2 separate regions of the Homo sapiens genome follow, and region 1 is linked to region 2. Evidence: chromatin loops called from intact Hi-C (ENCODE). Cell type or tissue: Caco-2. All regions are shown on one strand. Links, peaks and the distances in the headings refer to the core of each region. The heading gives the core; the rest is flanking DNA.

What was found. Peaks named below come from ENCODE experiments on the same cell type or tissue, not always from the same donor. Only the 100,000 strongest peaks of a DNase experiment are listed, where the experiment ranks them.
Region 1: a loop joins it to region 2, with 19 times the contacts of the local background. A loop is called at or near these places in 2 of 110 quality-filtered maps.

The regions. Positions count from the first base shown.
Region 1 is chr9:21,138,274-21,143,669 of GRCh38, reverse strand. It overlaps IFNW1 (interferon omega 1), which reads left to right and starts at 1,838. Exons shown (of 1, transcript NM_002177.3): 1 at 1,838-3,038. The coding sequence starts at 2,100. The coding sequence ends at 2,687. RefSeq lists enhancers at 1,884-1,933, 2,024-2,163. In Caco-2, for the core only: no CTCF peak of the experiment used is centred there; no DNase peak of the experiment used is centred there.
Region 2 is chr9:21,203,911-21,209,306 of GRCh38, reverse strand. IFNA10 (interferon alpha 10) reads left to right here and starts at 2,164. Exons shown (of 1, transcript NM_002171.2): 1 at 2,164-3,126. The coding sequence starts at 2,210. The coding sequence ends at 2,779. It also overlaps the pseudogene IFNWP18. In Caco-2, for the core only: no CTCF peak of the experiment used is centred there; no DNase peak of the experiment used is centred there.

The sequences.
Region 1 (5,396 bases), core at 63-5,062, 65 kb after region 2:
GCGATCATCAACAAGTCAGGAAACAACAGGTGCTGGAGAGGATGTGGAGAAACAGGAACACTTTTACACTGTTGGTGGGACTGTAAACTAGTTCGACCATTGTGGAAGTCAGCGTGGCGATTCCTCAGGGATCTAGAACTAGAAATACCATTTGACCCAGCCATCCCATTACTGGGTATATACCCAAAGGATTACAAATCATGCTGCTATAAAGACACATGCACACGTATGTTTATTGCGGGACTATTCACAATAGCAAAGACTTGGAACCAACCCAAATGTCCAACAACGATAGACTGGATCTAGAAAATTTGGCACATATAAGCTTCTAATGAAAGACAACATCATCATTGATCCCCTGTGCCCACCTGAGAAACACTGAGGATAACAAATGTTCAATAGCTTACGTAAAAGAATTGAACAATAAAAACCGTGTCAGGATTCCGAGCTGGGATACTGACACAGCCAGTGGAGCACTATTGACCTCAGTAAGCAAATGGTGGAAAATTATTTGACTAATGAAGGTAAAATGATTATAATTGGGTAATCCTTCCACCTTCCTTAGACAAAAGAAACCTTTGCTATCAGTACCTGAGGGCTGTCGAAACTTTTGATACCTGGACACATGGGTCAGGAGGAAAGGAGGTCGCCACTGAGAGCCAGGGTCCTCCAGACAAACACTCTAGGGGCACCGGCAAGGGTCTTGGAGGGTTAGTTGCTTTGCTCACAAAGTAACCACTACCCTCTCACCAAAAGAGTTCTGAAGTTATCAGGATGTTGTGAGACTGCTCCCTGGGAGCGAGTCTGGAAGAGTTTGGGTTGAGAGTATTTGTTACTCTAGAGGAAAAGGTATTACTAGATGTGATAACTACCTTGTGTGTGAGGAGACGCTGGGAAAGTAAAATATCTGCGAATTAGAATCTCTACATCCATATGCGCTTGTAAAGAATCAGGATTCCAGCTGGGATATTGACAGATAGGGGAGCACTATTGACCTCAGTAAGCAAATGATGGAAAGAAAAAGCAGTGTCTATATTAATCTTCACCTTGTGGTCCCAGTGAAGCGTAACCACATGGACCTGCATGAATGTTTTCTAGAAGGAAGAAAAATGTCAGAGAAGCTCATTCGCTAATCATCATCATCCTCTGTTGTGAATAAAACAGCAAACAAAACTGCGTTTTTGGCTCATATCTGTAATTCCAACTACTTGGGAGGCTGAGGCAGGAGGCCTCAGCTTCAGGCCAGGAGTTTGAGACCAGCCTGAACAACATAGTGGGACCTCATCTCTAACAACAACAACAACAAAAAAATTAGCCAGGCATGATGGTGCACACCTGTTGTCCCAGGTACTCAGGGGGCTGAGGCACAGAGATTGCTTGAGCCCAGGAGTTAAAGGCTGCAGTGACCTCTGATCATGCCACCACACTCCAACCTGGGTGACGGATTAAGACCCCATCTCTAAAAAACAAACAAACAACAGCAAAATGCTGTTCTTGGTTCTAAAGAGCTTATTTGCTGCAGATGATCTGGTAAACCTGAAGCAAATATAGAAACCTATAGGGCCTGACTTCCTACATAAAGTAAGGAGGGTAAAAATGGAGGCTAGAATAAGGGTTAAAATTTTGCTTCTAGAACAGAGAAAATGATTTTTTTCATATATATATGAATATATATTATATATACACATATATACATATATTCACTATAGTGTGTATACATAAATATATAATATATATATTGTTAGTGTAGTGTGTGTCTGATTATTTACATGCATATAGTATATACACTTATGACTTTAGTACCCAGACGTTTTTCATTTGATTAAGCATTCATTTGTATTGACACAGCTGAAGTTTACTGGAGTTTAGCTGAAGTCTAATGCAAAATTAATAGATTGTTGTCATCCTCTTAAGGTCATAGGGAGAACACACAAATGAAAACAGTAAAAGAAACTGAAAGTACAGAGAAATGTTCAGAAAATGAAAACCATGTGTTTCCTATTAAAAGCCATGCATACAAGCAATGTCTTCAGAAAACCTAGGGTCCAAGGTTAAGCCATATCCCAGCTCAGTAAAGCCAGGAGCATCCTCATTTCCCAATGGCCCTCCTGTTCCCTCTACTGGCAGCCCTAGTGATGACCAGCTATAGCCCTGTTGGATCTCTGGGCTGTGATCTGCCTCAGAACCATGGCCTACTTAGCAGGAACACCTTGGTGCTTCTGCACCAAATGAGGAGAATCTCCCCTTTCTTGTGTCTCAAGGACAGAAGAGACTTCAGGTTCCCCCAGGAGATGGTAAAAGGGAGCCAGTTGCAGAAGGCCCATGTCATGTCTGTCCTCCATGAGATGCTGCAGCAGATCTTCAGCCTCTTCCACACAGAGCGCTCCTCTGCTGCCTGGAACATGACCCTCCTAGACCAACTCCACACTGGACTTCATCAGCAACTGCAACACCTGGAGACCTGCTTGCTGCAGGTAGTGGGAGAAGGAGAATCTGCTGGGGCAATTAGCAGCCCTGCACTGACCTTGAGGAGGTACTTCCAGGGAATCCGTGTCTACCTGAAAGAGAAGAAATACAGCGACTGTGCCTGGGAAGTTGTCAGAATGGAAATCATGAAATCCTTGTTCTTATCAACAAACATGCAAGAAAGACTGAGAAGTAAAGATAGAGACCTGGGCTCATCTTGAAATGATTCTCATTGATTAATTTGCCATATAACACTTGCACATGTGACTCTGGTCAATTCAAAAGACTCTTATTTCGGCTTTAATCACAGAATTGACTGAATTAGTTCTGCAAATACTTTGTCGGTATATTAAGCCAGTATATGTTAAAAAGACTTAGGTTCAGGGGCATCAGTCCCTAAGATGTTATTTATTTTTACTCATTTATTTATTCTTACATTTTATCATATTTATACTATTTATATTCTTATATAACAAATGTTTGCCTTTACATTGTATTAAGATAACAAAACATGTTCAGCTTTCCATTTGGTTAAATATTGTATTTTGTTATTTATTAAATTATTTTCAAACAAAACTTCTTGAAGTTATTTATTCGAAAACCAAAATCCAAACACTAGTTTTCTGAACCAAATCAAGGAATGGACGGTAATATACACTTACCTATTCATTCATTCCATTTACATAATATGTATAAAGTGAGTATCAAAGTGGCATATTTTGGAATTGATGTCAAGCAATGCAGGTGTACTCATTGCATGACTGTATCAAAATATCTCATGTAACCAATAAATATATACACTTACTATGTACCCACAAAAATTAAAAAGTTATTTTAAAAAAGAAATACAGGTGAATAAACACAGTTTCTTTCCGTGTTGAAGAGCTTTCATTCTTACAGGAAAAGAAACAGTAAAGATGTACCAATTTCGCTTATATGAAACACTACAAAGATAAGTAAAAGAAAATGATGTTCTCATACTAGAAGCTTTAGGTGCAAATGATGTTGAGAAAGAAAAATATTAGATGTCCTTTTTGAGGTGCCTGGGAGACATGAAATTGCAGAAATCTTATGCGCAATTGGGAATATGGGTCTAGAGTGAACAACAAATCCCATGGGCAAAGGTATTAATTTAAGATTCTTTATTGCATGTCTGGTAACAAGGACATAGGAATGAATGTAGTCACTTATAAACAGAGGAGACAATGAGATGAGGACATAACCTTGTCCTGCAGACCCTCAACATTCAAAGGTAGAGCAGAGAAGGAGAATATGTAAAGGAGCCTGAGGTAAAGTTGCCAGTGCAATTAGAAAGAGAAATGGGAAAGAATGAGGGAGAGTCTAATGAGGGGAAGACAGTGGTACTTTCAGGGAAGGTGAGGGCTGAGCTGTCCTACTGAACCTGGAAACAGACTCCACTGATGACCTTAGGAGGATCTGGTTTAGTAGAATGAATGGGATAGAAACACGATTGGAGTAAGTTGAAGAGGAAACACAAAAAAGAGAAATTAAGAATACTGCGTATAGAAAATTATTTGGGGAAGTTTGTTTGTCAAGTGGAAAAAGGAAATAAGGTGGCATCTAGAGAAGAATGTGGATTAATGTTTCTTGTATTTTTTTTCATGTTTTTTGCAATATGTTTTTAAAGAATTATTTTCAGAGGGCGGGCGCAGTAGTTCATGCCTGTAATCCCAGCGCTTTGGGAGGTCGAGGCAGGCTGATCGCAAGATCGGGAGATAGGGACCATCCTGGCCAACATGGTGAAACCCCGTCTCTACTAAAAAAAAAAAATGCAAAAATTAGCTGGGCGTGGTGGCGTGGTGGTCCCAGCTACTCAGGAGGCTGAGGCAGGAGAATCGCTTGAACCCAGGAGGCGGAGGTTGCGGTGAGCCAAGATGGCGTCACCGCACTCCAGCCTGGTGACAGAGGGAGACTCCGTCTCAAAAAAAAAAAAAAGTTATTTTCAGAGAACGAATATATTGGTACAAAACATGTGAACATTTGAATATTTGATTTAATTAATTGCTTATTTGAATAAAATAATAATCTATCAGTGTTCTAATTAATATTATTTTGTAATAAGCTTCAACGGTTACCTATTTGCTTGTTAATATTCTTTTTTTCTATCAAATTTTACAATCAGATCTCATTTTATTCTGTTATTTATTTACTCTATATTTTATGTTGGTCATATACCTTATTTGTTTATGATATGATTTCTAATCACTGAGATGTACATTTCTCTGTATTTTATGTTGTCATATACATTATTTGTTTATGATCTTATGATTTCTAATAACTGAGATATACATTTTCTAAAAATTGTAGCCATGTTCTTGTGATGGACACTTGTTTTTAACTTTACCTGTATTCAAAGATCTGGACAATTCCTTTTTTATTTAAATTATGGAATGTCTAGCATGGAAAACTAAGCCTCTCTCTAATTGAATTCTACTTTTGACTTGACGTATATTCAGTTCCCTCTCATGTAAATCTGTTTTTATATTCAATTCTTTTAAATTTATTTTTGAAATTTACAATGAACACTTAATAATAATGTTTATGGGGTACAAAGTTATGTTTCCATATATGTATGCATTGTAATGATCAAATCAAGGTAAGTAGTACATCCATCACCTTAAACATTTACAATTTCTTTGTGATGAGGACACTCAAAAACCCGGGCAGGTGCAGTGGCTCAGCCTGCAAGCCCAGCACTTTCAGAGGCCGAGACGGGAAGATTGCTTGAGCTCATGAGTTCAAGACCAGCAGGGCAACATAGCGAAATCCCACCTGTACAAAAAATACAAAAATTAGCTGGGCATTGTGGTGCGCACCTGTAGTCCCAGCTACTCAGACAGCTGAGGTGGGAGGATTGCTTGAGCCTAAGAAGTGGAGGTTGCAGTGAGCAGAGAGTGTACCACTGCACT
Region 2 (5,396 bases), core at 216-5,215:
AAAGAGAAGAAATACAGTGACTGTGCTTGGGAGGTTGTCAGAGTGGAATCATGAAATCCTTCTCTTCATCAACAGACTTGCAAGGACTGAGAAGTAAGGATGAAGACCTGGGGTCTGCTTTAGTCTTTCTTATTTTCTTCCTCTTCCTAGCTGTGTGTTTATTTCTTCTTTTCTAGTTCCTTAACTTGTAAAGTTAGTTCATTGGTTTGAGGTCTTTCTTCTTTTTTAATATAAGCTTTTACAGCTTTCAATTTCCCCTTTAGCTCTGTTTTCACTGCATCACATACGTCTTGGTATGTTGTGTTTTCATTTTCACCTCTCTCAAGATATTTTCTAAGTTCCCCTCTGGTCATCTTTTTTTTTTTTGTACTATACTTTAAGTTCCAGGTTAAATGTGCTCAACGTGCAAGTTTGTTACATAGGTATACATGTGCCATGTTGGTTTGCTGCACCCATTAACTTGTCATTTACATTAGGTATTTCTCCTCTTACATGTTTATCACATTTAGACATACATTTGTTTTCTTTTTGTTCCCATAAATTAAGATGAAAATCAGACCACTTTTACCTTCTAGGAAAAGTTAAGTGAGAAATATAAATATATTTGCTGTTGTGAATGCCATATAGAACCATTGTATAGTCCATTTAAAAATGAGAATAAATGAGAAATTAGTAAAAACTCCACTTACTAAATAGCTGATTTGCTAAAGCAGACCTCATTCCATTTAAGGACTCAGTATCTATAGGGCCTACTTATACAAAAAAAAACTTCTTACACAAAAAAAAAAAAAAAAAAGTTAGAGCCAGAGTTCAGGATCATGCTGAAAGTTATTTCTTTGCATAATAATATTCAATATTTATAAATTTATGAATTTAGAACAAAGATGGTCTTTTTTATTTGATAAGAATTGACTTGGATAGGAACTTCTGAAAACCTTTAGGGAATATGAACTTCAATGTAAAATGCCAAAAATGATTTAAATCATACTATTTTCTAAGTCATATATGTTTATTGGATTGATACTTCTTTTAAGGGTACAAAAATTAGTTCTCGTAGTGTAAATGAATCTAACATATTACAATAGTTTCTGACTTTCCAACAACTCTATCCAACAAAATTTTATTGCTTAATATACATATTTCTCATTGGGTTTTTTTGTGTATGATATGAGAAGCACTGGTATTGAGTTCATGAAGATAAACAAAATATTTGTAAGACCAATGTTACAAACCTATAGCAAATAGATGACTGTGATTGGAGGACTTTTTGTCCATTTTTTGCTGGATCTTAAAGTCTTATCACAGTATGTGGCTTTAACCTGCATATCTTTGGGCTGCCATTGACTATCTTATAGTTATTAGTTATGTTTGATCCTCAGTTCTTCAGGATGTTTGGTAGACTTTGAGAATTCAATCCAAATAGCTTACATTATATGTTTTATTTCTACTAAAGTTATTCAATACATCAGTACTTGTGTCAAGTGCTGAAAAGAAAAAAGTTTTGGCAATATCTGGATGAATACTGCAGCTGGTGAATTTACAAATTATTTTCTCATATAAAGCAAAATTCAAAGCTTCATACACTAAGAGAAAAATTTTAAAAAATTATTGATTCATATTTTTAGGAGTTTTGAATGATTAGGTAGGTAACTACATTCATATTATTAATGTGTATTATATAGATTTTTATTTTGCATATGTACTTTGATACAAAATTTGCATGAACAAATTATACTAAAAGTTATTCCACAAATATACTTATCAAATTAAAATAAATGTCAATAGCTTTTAAACTTAGATTTTAGTTTAACTTTTCTGTAATTCTTAACTTTACTTTGAATAAAAAGAGCAAACTTTGTAGTTTTTATCTGTGAAGTAGAGGTATACGTAATATACATAAATAGATATGCCAAATCTGTGTTACTAAAATTTCATGAAGATTTCAATTAAAAAAAAACCATAAAAGGCTTTGAGTGCAGGTGAAAAATAGGCAATGATGAAAAAAAATGAAAAACTTTTTAAACACATGGAGAGAGTACATAAAGAAAGCAAAAACAGAGATAGAAAGTAAAACTAGGGCATTTAGAAAATGGAAATTAGTATGTTCACTATTTAAGACCTATGCACAGAGCAAAGTCTTCAGAAAACCTAGAGGCCGAAGTTCAAGGTTATCCATCTCAAGTAGCCTAGCAATATTTGCAACATCCCAATGGCCCTGTCCTTTTCTTTACTTATGGCCGTGCTGGTGCTCAGCTACAAATCCATCTGTTCTCTAGGCTGTGATCTGCCTCAGACCCACAGCCTGGGTAATAGGAGGGCCTTGATACTCCTGGGACAAATGGGAAGAATCTCTCCTTTCTCCTGCCTGAAGGACAGACATGATTTCCGAATCCCCCAGGAGGAGTTTGATGGCAACCAGTTCCAGAAGGCTCAAGCCATCTCTGTCCTCCATGAGATGATCCAGCAGACCTTCAATCTCTTCAGCACAGAGGACTCATCTGCTGCTTGGGAACAGAGCCTCCTAGAAAAATTTTCCACTGAACTTTACCAGCAACTGAATGACCTGGAAGCATGTGTGATACAGGAGGTTGGGGTGGAAGAGACTCCCCTGATGAATGAGGACTCCATCCTGGCTGTGAGGAAATACTTCCAAAGAATCACTCTTTATCTAATAGAGAGGAAATACAGCCCTTGTGCCTGGGAGGTTGTCAGAGCAGAAATCATGAGATCCCTCTCGTTTTCAACAAACTTGCAAAAAAGATTAAGGAGGAAGGATTGAAAACTGGTTCAACATGGCAATGATCCTGATTGACTAATACATTATCTCACACTTTCATGAGTTCTTCCATTTCAAAGACTCACTTCTATAACCACGACGCGTTGAATCAAAATTTTCAAATGTTTTCAGCAGTGTAAAGAAGTGTCGTGTATACCTGTGCAGGCACTAGTCCTTTACAGATGACCATTCTGATGTCTCTGTTCATCTTTTGTTTAAATATTTATTTAATTATTTTTAAAATTTATGTAATATCATGAGTCGCTTTACATTGTGGTTAATGTAACAATATATGTTCTTCATATTTAGCCAATATATTAATTTCCTTTTTCATTAAATTTTTACTATACAAAATTTCTTGTGTTTGTTTATTCTTTAAGATAAAATGCCAAGGCTGACTTTACAACCTGACTTAAAAATAGATGATTTAATTATGTTACCTATCATAATTTTATTCAAGTTATAAAAATATATTTTTTTCTGTACCTGGTTATATGTTGCCTTCAGGATATAAACGTGAACATAAAATATACAGTCCCTGTTCTCTTGTATCTTTGATTTTTTCAGGAAAGAAATCTAAAAACAATAATAATGCTGAATTAATATCAGTGATGCTAACTGCTATAATGTGAGGAAGTAAAAAAACAATGAATTCCTCTTAGCAGAATGTAGATTGAGACATATCTGGAAATAAAAGCAGAGATATTCTCTGTAAACTGACTTCAACATGTAATTGAAAATGTACATTGCAAGTCAGATATGTGAATTTGCAGTTTCCAAGGAATACGATATCTGGAAGTTCATAACTGGCAATGGAAAGGACGCAAATGAAGGCTGTCATATGGGGAGCAAGTGGAGAGGGAAAAAAAGACTTAAACTGGATTCTGAGGATCTTCCACCATTAAAGTGTGGGAACAGAAGAGACACAAAGGAAACAGAGGTGGAATACCTTAACATTAGAAGGACAAGAGGGAATGGTGATAAAAGTGTATTTAGAAAATAAATGTGCTTAGAAAAGGAATCAATAAACTTATGGAAAATGTGAATTAAAACTGAGCACTACAGCAAGAAAATAGATGGCAATGCAGAGCTTACTGAGAGCTGGATTCATAGAATTAATCAGCAGAAGCCATACTGGGGTAGACAGAAGAGTGACTCAGAAAAGAGAAATCAAGATAACACATACAGAAAATGTGAGAAAACTGCCTTTGCAATGGTGGCAAGTAATAAGTTTGGACCCCCAAAAATGTGGATTATCTTTTATCTGCATAGTGTTTCCTTTTTGAAAATATATGTCACTGAATAAATTTCATAATTGTGATGCATTGGTGAATCATATTAATACATTTAATAATTTATATATTTAAAGCATAAAATGTAAAATTATTTACAATAGTAATTGATCATTATTTTGATTAATACTCTGTTAAATGTCAGTAAAAACTGACACATTTTTTCATAAAATAAAATTGGAAACTGGAAAAGATAATCTCTTTCTGAGTACTTTAGGAATGGGGAAAGGATTCCCTCTTTAATAAATGGTGCTGGGAAAACTGGATAGCCATATGCAGAGAACTGAAACTGGACCCCTTCCTTACACCTTATACAAAAATTAATGCAAGATGGATTAAACACTTAAATGTAAAACCCAAAACCATAAAAACCCTAGAAGAAAACGTAGGCAATAGCATTCAGGACATCGGCATGGGCAAAGATTTTATGATGAAATCGCCAAAAGCAACTGCAACCAAAGCTAAAATTGACAAATGGCATCTAATTAAAGAGATTCTGCACAGCAAAAGAAACTGTCAATCATCATGGTGAACAGGCAACTTACAGAATGGGAGAAAATTTTTACAGCCTACCCAATTGACAGAGGTCTAATATCCAGAATGGACAAAGAACTTAAACAAATTCACAAAAAAAAAAAAGCCCCATCGAAAAGTGGGCAAAGGACATGAACAGACACTTCTCAAAAGTAGACATTTATGTGGCCAATAAACATGAAAAAAGCTCAACATCACTGATCATTAGAGAAATGAAAATCAAAACTGCAATGAGATGCCATCTCATGTCACTCAGAATGGCAATTACTAAAAAGTCAGGAAACAACAGATGCTGGTGAAGCTGTGGAAAAATAGGAAAGCTTTTACACTGTTGGTAGGAATGTAAATTACTTCAACCATTGTGGAAGACAGTGTGGCGATTCATCAAGGATTTAGAACCAGAAATACCATTAGACCCAGCAATCCTATTCCTGAGTATATACCCAAAGGAATACAAATAATTCTATTATAAAAATACATGGACGTGTATGTTTATTGCAACACTATTTACAATAGCAAAGACAGGAAACCAACCCAAATGCCCATCAATGATAGAATGGATTAAAAAAATTGTGCTTCAATTTTTTTAATCCTACTGAAGCTGTAGGATTATTTGGGGGACAGAGACTATTATTCCCTACTTTTGGGAATAGTAAATTGTCTGATTCCTACAAACTGTGTGAATTGGAGAGTTTGAATTTCAATATGTGACTCTGTATTTGACACCAGGCTATTTATTTTCTATTATAACAAAGTAGAGGGAGGATTAGAGATGAAGTCATAAATAGTTAATA